Linked DNA regions of Mus musculus: region 2 is linked to region 1. Evidence: chromatin contacts called from ENCODE Hi-C data. All regions are on one chromosome and are shown on one strand. Each heading gives the region's core, a stretch centred on a gene start or an enhancer-like site at or near the end of the contact. The rest is flanking DNA. Distances are from core to core; before and after follow the strand shown.

Region 1 (4,133 bases), core at 1,079-3,578:
CTTGCCTTCCAAACATTTCCCCAGTTGCTTCACAATCTAATTGCCAAGATATTCTACAGCAACATGGTACCTTTAGACCACTTTAAATTCCTGTTGCCATTTAACACATATGTCACAAGTCAGAAGGTAAGGACAAGTAAATACTTTGGTAAATGTGAGGACAATGTGCTCCATAAACACTCACTGACATTGATCCCACTGCTAAGTTTTTAAACCAAGCCTTGCTAAAACCCATAGAAGACCTGAGGCTGTTTCTGGTGAAAGCTCCTATTTATTCTAGATTCTTATCCCCTTACTGGAGAGCCCTTTTTTCTCTTTACTGATGAAGACACAGGAAGTTCTAGCCATATTAAATGATGACAATGGGGGGAGAAAGTAAAATTGATTACTATGAAGGGATAATCCATGCTTTTCTAATATTATGACTTAATTCAAAACCTTTTCTCCCAGTAGAAGACATACATAAAATGCAAAAGGCTTGGCTAGGCCTCCTGTTATCACAGTGAACAATCTTTTATCATTTCATTTTTAAAATAAGTTAACCAATCACTTCAACCACACCATCACGCCTACTTCCAATTCAAGAATGCAAATAAGAACAATAACTAATGGACATTTGACATTGACATTTACTCTCCACCATGTAAGATATCATTTTATACACCAGGAGAAAGTATATGTATTGTCTGGATTCATCCAATTATTATACGGCAAAACCATGATTTTAACTTATGTTTGTCATTCTGAAATTCACACAATTCACTCAAAATGTTTCCCAAAGCCTAAATGCTTTCATTATTTGGGAAACACACTCAAGACCTGACTGGACACTTAGGACCTTTATTGAAGACACTGTTATGTTCCCTTTGAGGTAAAACAAAAGCCTCCTAACTGATCTCCTTTCTCACTTCTGCCCCCAGTCTAAGAGGGCTATGGAGTAACCCTCTTAAAACGAAGCTGGGTAACATTACTTGGCCTTGGAAAACCTTCTATGGCTTTCACTCCCCCTGATTAGCCCACACTCTCTGTCTGCATCATGAATCCCCTCTCTCAGTTCTGAGCCCACAGGCATTGGTCAGACCCCTTCATACTTTGGTAAGTTTCTGTTGCATGGCCTTCGCAATGGCTTGGCCTTATGACTGACTGTACTTCTTGAAGGTTTTCTCTATTGTTAATTCTATTTGTGTCACCTCCTTCCTAGAAAGCCATCTTTTCCTTGAGAACCTTCTCTGGCAACCATGTCAAATAATCTACCTTTTTTTTTTTATGGCTTAATACCTTTTCTGTGCAGTACTTATAATCTAAAATATTTAAGTATAAAATGCCAACACTAAAAAGCGTTTAGTGCTTGTTGCAGGGAACCCAAGCTCAGGGCCCAGCACTTACACAGGAGCACACAATCACAGGTAACTCCAGGTCCCAGGGGTCTGATGCTTTCTAGCCTCCGCGTTTACCTCCACACAAGTTTTGCACAAAAACTCACTCGGGCATGAACACATACCCATAAGTAAAACATATCAATATTAAAATACAGAGTGTTCACCTTACTTTTAATGCTGTACTTCAACAATAAGCCCTAGCCGAGAGGCAACGACTGGGATTTTTGTCCGTTTCGTTGACAGTCATTTCTACTTAGTTTATGGATCTTTACCCAATAACTAAACTGTTGCCGGGAGTATAGTGGTAGCTGGTGTTTCTAATATCTGTTGAAATCAAGGAATCTCCTTCTTCAACCCGTCCTCACGTACAAACACTGGAAATCCTTTGCACTCTCACTTAAAAGGAAACAAGGTAATGCATTCACCCCCTGCCTCCAGTAGCATGCTCTCCCTCGGCCACGTATTCATTGCCCAAACTAAGTTGAATCAAAAGGGGGCACGTGGGTGGAGGTTTTGACCGCGCTTCCCACTACTACACAGAAGGTCAGGTTCTTTTTCCCGGGTGAGAAAGGGAAGAACTCTGGATCGGGACACTCACATGAAGCGGTGACCCAACCGCAGCTCTTGAGCAGCCTCAGCCGGGAGAAGGAAGGGCCAGCCTCCCGCAGTCCCCGGCAGCGAGAAAGGACCCAGGAGGCTGTCCCTGATAAATGCCTGAGCGTTTCACAGTTTCACCGCTCATCGGCCGTCCGCTGCCTGCGCCAGCTCTCTCCCTGTACCACACTGAGCTCCCATCTCCCATTTCCTTCCTCCCTCCCTCCGATCTTCCCTCACTTCTTTCTCACTCGCTACATTTGGCTGTCTGTCTGGGCAAGGGACAGGCGGCCGGAAGTTTTGGGGTCTTCCCCCGGGGTTGCGTCTCGGCGATGTGACGTCATGAGCAGTGGCCGACCCGAGGCGGCGGCGGGGGAGGGGGTGCTGGGCGCTGTCAGTGGAGCGAGGTGCGCGCTCACCCTCGGGTTCTGAGCCGGGGACCCGGGAGGCCCGCGCGGACGGAGGCGTGTCGCTCCGGCTGTCACCTTCCCTAGGCGGCCTCTTGTAGACGCGCCTGAAATGCAGGACACGGCCCACTAAGCACTGCCAGGCATAGCTTCCGCGCTTAGGAGCTCAACCCCCCAATCTCTGCGTCCCCAGATTCAGGCAGGTATTCTGGTGTCGCCGCTTGCCTGGCGTTAGTGGGTGGGACTTGTGGGACAATCAGGTACTGTGAGTGACCCGGCCATTCTGCAGGAACCCATAGAACCAATCTGTGGAGCTGCTTGCTGTTGTGTTTGTCTCCAAACTTCCTTCTCCCTGAAGCCCAAGTTCACCGAGTCTTAGAAATGCAAATACGATTTTACTCTGGATAAAATCCACGTCTCCCCACTACCCCTCTTTTTTCCCCCCTTTTCTCCTCCTCCTCCTCTTCTTCTTCTACATTTTCGACTCACGTGAGTCATCTCCAATCTCTTTAAGAGTTTACATTGTGTCTTGTTCATTATAGGTGCAGGCCATGTTTGTGGTTTTCAGTGTTCTGGCTACAGAAACGTCAGACTTAACGTAGAAGTTTCAAAGTATTCCCTGAGTAAATTTTCCAAGCCAACTACCTGCCTACATGGCTTTCTCTTGTAATCTCTGACTTCATCGTTTTCATTTTTCACTCTCTTCTAGTTACCAAGTGTGAGCACCTGTGTGTGTGTGTGTGTGTCAATTTTTTGTTCGTGAGCTTCATGCACACCAGAGAGATAGACTGATACTGAAATTTGTTTTCTTGCTTGTGGTTTATCTTTTTGAGTCATAAACACTTGTCTGATTTTTCAGTTGTATGTTATTTAATGTCTATAACGGAAAATCTAATATATCATTGTAAAAGTTAAATATTAAAATGCTGAGGTTATGTCTCACCTTTCCTATGACTTCAAGCCTGCTATGTAGATATAACTTTCTGTAATTTTGCATCTACTCATTGAATAAGAAGTTAAGATTCAAGTAGACTTAAGCTAGCTCACAGTATCGACAAGATTCAGAATAGTGGTCATAACTATTTTCACATGAACTTTTGAGTATGTGTTTTGACTCCTCTATTATGATGAGAATAGCACTGGCTCTCTCCATTTATCACCAAGAAAACAAATTCGCCTGTGTTACCAAGTTTTCAGGTCCATTAATTCTGAAAGCCTATGGGAGACTTTATTTGGCTCCCAATGAACAGAGGAGCCTTGTGCTCTACAGGCTTCTTGTAGAGCAAGTCTGAGGTGTGCATTGGATATGAAGTGGTTTGCATCAAAACTTTTCGTAAAAACAGGATGGGCATAACCGATCTGTGGTGGAACTAATGTGTATATCCTTTTTATTATAAAGAGCACACATTAATTTCAATTGTCAAACCAGATTGAGGCAGTCTAGGGTTTCTCTCCTGGTCAGTCATCAAATGCATATGGCTATTAGTACTTGGCTTTTTATGTTTTGAAAGCAAGTAGTATCTTTAAACAAAAAGTTATGACTAATTAGCTGATGAAGTCTAGCAAATAGTGCTATCATTAATTCCTAGTGTAGTCTAGGGACACCTGCATTTTTTCCTTAGCAGGACTTTTACTTATACATTGTCAAAATTAGTCATAGTTCCTAAGTGTGTTGTTTAATCTATGTGCAGAAAAACAAATGTTCATGGTAGTAGGGATTTATAATTACTTTTCAGTGCAAACCCACACAGTG
Region 2 (4,133 bases), core at 870-3,369, 2.5 Mb after region 1:
AAAAAGTCTAGTTTAAACTATGATACCTAATGAATATCCACTTGTTTGAGTGCAGCCCCTCTGTTCTTGTGAACTTCTAAGTAAACCCCTATGGCTCTGACTAGCAGCTATCCCAATGTATCAAGCTTTCAGTTCCTTAGTTATAACAGAGAACTTTCCCTCCGCTTTCGTATCAATAAAGATGATTTCTAAAGAATGCAATCGTTATGTTGCTATTTATTATGCACTGCCTGCTTCTTCCACAAGAGTGCCTTTCATGAGAAGCTCTCATGCTCACTAATGTCTTTTGTTCTCTCTACCCTGGGAGAGACAGAGATACTTGTGCGTATTACTACCGCTTCTAAAAGAATAAGAAGCCACATATACTCTGCTGTAGTCATGCTTGTTGTTTTCTAAGCCTGGAAAAATATTCAACATTGTTGCAGGACATTTGATCACACTGAGAACCCCAAGATTGGGTTATTTACTGGAAAACATCTGTTTGTAGTTGTGGTGTGGGTCAGCCCTAGCACACACCTTTGATCACAGCCATTTGGATTTACTTAGAACAGGACTATTAATGGAAAATAAGAGGAAGTCAGGAGGACGGATAGAGAGACGCACAGGAAATAGAAGGGAAATTGAGGGGTTTTTGAGAAGGAGAGCTTCCTTTTGGAACATCAGCTGAGGAGGAGGGTCAGCGGGGTGCTTCCTCTGACTCTCTGAGCTAGCAGGCTTTTATACCCAGCATCTGGCTCCCTAGGCTTCTTTGGTAAAATCAAACAATTGGTATCTGGGTTTGAAAAAAAAAAGCACAACATAAAACAGTTTCACAATGAATATCTCTTTTTCTGTACTGTTAGGAATTGAACAGAATGATGCAGGATTCCCCAGCTCCGGCCCCCTTTTCAGTTATTGTGAGACTGATTAAACTGCCCCCATTGGCCTTGAACCATCAAGCACCATCTCTTTCTCATTAGTGTATATTAATTGTACAAGACGTTTCATTTTGTTATGACATTTTCATACCTGAATATTACGTCCTTTTGTCAAATTCACCTCTTCTGCTACCCTCTCAGTCCCTCTCTTTTTCCTTCTAATAATTATCTCTTGATGAACAGCATAGATCATATAGTGGAATACAGTCAATCTTTAATAAATACTGCCTGCTATATAATGTTAGCAAAGACAGTGTGACAAAATCACAGCTGTGAAAATAATACTCTTGCTCTAAAAAATCCCTTCCTTGCCTCTGAGCCTTTAATGACATAACATTTCTTCCCCTTCATAAGTTTGTTCCCTACAGCTAAATATATATTTGCCCACTTTAAAAAAAAAAAAAAAAGTTAAAACAGGGCAGGGAAGATAGCTCAGTGAGTAAAGTCACTGGCTGCCAAGCTAAAGTTGAATCCCTAGAACCTAGTGGTAGGAGAGAACTGACATCCCCAAATTGTCCTTGGTTGCCTCCCTGAGGCTGAAGGTTAAGTCATTGTTGCCTGGAGACACCACATACTTCAGACTTGTCGGGAATTAGAAAATTCCAGCTGTTTCTGAGCTAGAAGCCTCGTCCCTAAGGCGTAGCTTTATTATTTTGGGAGCCTCTTGGATTACTCTAACCAACATGAAAAGAAGTGTTCCATGCCTAGTACTGGGGATTTCTCGGGTAATCCATGCTCTAGTGTGCAGCACTGTCATGTCCCCACAACATTTTCCCAGGTGTCAATGATTCTCTCCCTTACATGAGGCTCTTACACTCACCGTCCAGAGAAATGAAAGTTAAAGAAAAGAAACAACAACGCCTCAAAGCAGTTCCAAAAGAAAAGAAAATCTTCCTTTCCTGGCTGGGCAGTGAGTTCCCATTGGAGGCTTTAAAACAAAACGAAAGCTTTTTTTGGTTTGGTCTAGTCTGGAGTTCTTGTTTGTTTGTTTTTTAAGATTATAATTCTTTTGTTCTGCAGGCGTGACTCTAACACAAAACTTCTCTCCAGCTGAGTTCTGAGGCTCTCAGTTCCGGGATCTCTGAGTCTCCCCCGCCTTCCCCATCCATGGACTCGCCCCGCCTTTCCCCCCGCAACCCCCACTCGCCGCAGCACTTGGACTGTCCCGTGACGTCATGACGCTGCGCCACCCAATCCGCTGCAACCTTGAGGACATTTTAAACTTAAAGGCGGGGCGGCCCGGGAGCTCGGTCGGCGCCGTTGCTCTCCTTCGTTTCCCTTAGTCTGCAGCGGACAGGATGGCCGAGGAGGCTTCAGTGGCTGTCTGTGTTCGTGTGCGACCCCTCAACAGCAGGTAGGCGGCCTGGGGCGGCGTGGGGACCTGCGTCCCAGCCCGCGCTGCCCCGAGTCACACCGACACCCGGGTGCAGGACTCCGTTTCCCCGAAAACACGGTCCGACTGCGCGTAGTTCTGCTCAGGGGACACTGCCGTCCTCGCCTGATGGACGGAGACAGTGAATGTTCAGTAGTGGGAAAAGGTCGGGAATGCCAGAAAGAAAAGACAAGAGGGGGTTGATGAAGTCTACTGGGTTTGCTGGCTTCTGGCCTTCAGCTAGAGATGCTAAAGCTTGAGAAATTGGTATTAAACGGGTGGTCGATAGGCGAGATTCTCAAAATTGATTATTTCTTGCATTTAAGTTCCTTCCCTAATTTGGGAAAAAGCTGGCTCCTAGTTAGCATTAGCTGTTGACTTGACAGCCAGCTATATCTAAGGGAGTCTCCATTGGAGGACTACCTGGATGAAGTTGGCCAGTGGGCATGTCCTTGTGGTGGAATCTTAGTTCCTGGTTGATATGGGCAGTGCTTAGGCCAGTCTGGGTGGTTCCATTCTTACTCATGGAACTCAAGGCTGTGTAAGACAGCTACGTAGGCAAAACCCAGAGAGAGCAAGACAATAAACAATGTGCTTCATGAATTCTGCCTCCACTCCTGCTTGCGACCCTGCCCTGACTTTCCCTGGGGCTGGAAGTGTAGGCTGATATAAACCTTCTCCGTTCCAAGTTGCTTTTGATATAAACCTTTTCCACTCCAAGTTGCTTTTGGTCATGATATTTTATCACAGCAGCACAAAGCAAACTAAAACAGTATATCTATAGACATAAGCCGTTAACGATACACAGAAAAAAAAAAGAAAAACAAAACAAAACTGTGCAGAATGTTGAAAGAGCCACTGGGCCTTCAGAGACATGGGGTACCTGGTGTCAGGAAAACGCTAACACTACAGAATAGGTGGTTCATTGATGGATAGATCACAGAGATTCAACTTCCAGATTGCTTGACTGATGTGGTGTTTGGTACGAATAGGAATTTAGAGGAAGGTGGCACTGAAGAGATTAGTGGTGTCTGTCATGGTGGCACAGGCCTTTAACCCCAGCACTCAGAAGACAGAGGGAGGTGTATCTTAGTTGTAGACCAGCCTGGGCTACCTAGTGAGTTCCAGGCCAACAAGGTGAGACAATGTCTCAAAGTAAAGAACAGAAAGAGATTAGTGACATAGTTCAGGGGATTTAGGGCATGTCAAGTATTCCGGAAGATTCCAGAAGTTTTTTTGTTTTTTTTAAAGATTTCAGAGAGGAAGTAGAGCCTATGCAGACAAAGATAGTTATGAATATAGTTAAACATAAAATTATATTACTTAAATCTTCATTTTGCAAGAGGTTTGGGTTTTTTTTTTTAATTTTTGTTTGTTTATTTGGTTGGGGGGGGGGGCGGTTGGTCGGTTTTGGTTGGGTGGTGGAGGTGTTTTGAGATGGGGTTTCACTGTGTAGCCCTGGCTATCCAGGAACTCAGTTCCATAGACCAGGCTAGCCTCCAATTCATAGAGATCCACCTGCCTCTGCCTCCCTAGTGCTGGAATTAAAAGTGTGTGCCACCACTACCCAGATTTTTGAAACTTTGTATTGCAAGGTTCTCCGGTAATACAAGATCTTTCCCCAGCTCAGTAGCTCTCAGTTTTCCAGTCTTTGTGCCACACTCAGAACACTGCCAGCCCTCTCTGCATGTGGACTGTCTGGTGATGTCATGACTCTGCACCTCTGCAAGGCTCAGTCAGCTGTGAAGTTGACATTTCAAAAAAAGGGGGAAGGCACTGGGCTTGGTAGGCACCCTAGGTCTTCTGCATTTTTCTGGGCAGGTGAGATGTCAGAGGAGGTGGTG

The links. Hi-C counts contacts between places; a loop is a spot of excess contacts on that map.
Region 2: a loop to region 1 is called in a map of gastrocnemius, with 6 times the contacts of the local background. The contact joins the promoter of Cenpe here to the promoter of Tbck in region 1. A Hi-C loop is called at or near these places in 2 of 37 maps with a recorded cell type or tissue (T-helper 2 cell and gastrocnemius).

What each region holds. Positions count from the first base shown.
Region 1 is chr3:132,681,816-132,685,948 of GRCm38, forward strand. It overlaps Tbck (TBC1 domain containing kinase), which reads left to right and starts at 2,329. Exons shown (of 26, transcript NM_001163455.2): 1 at 2,329-2,579. It overlaps Aimp1 (aminoacyl tRNA synthetase complex-interacting multifunctional protein 1), which reads right to left and starts at 2,064. Exons shown (of 7, transcript NM_007926.2): 1 at 1,978-2,064. The coding sequence starts at 1,979.
Region 2 is chr3:135,210,444-135,214,576 of GRCm38, forward strand. It overlaps Cenpe (centromere protein E), which reads left to right and starts at 2,120. Exons shown (of 46, transcript NM_173762.4): 1 at 2,120-2,271. The coding sequence starts at 2,216.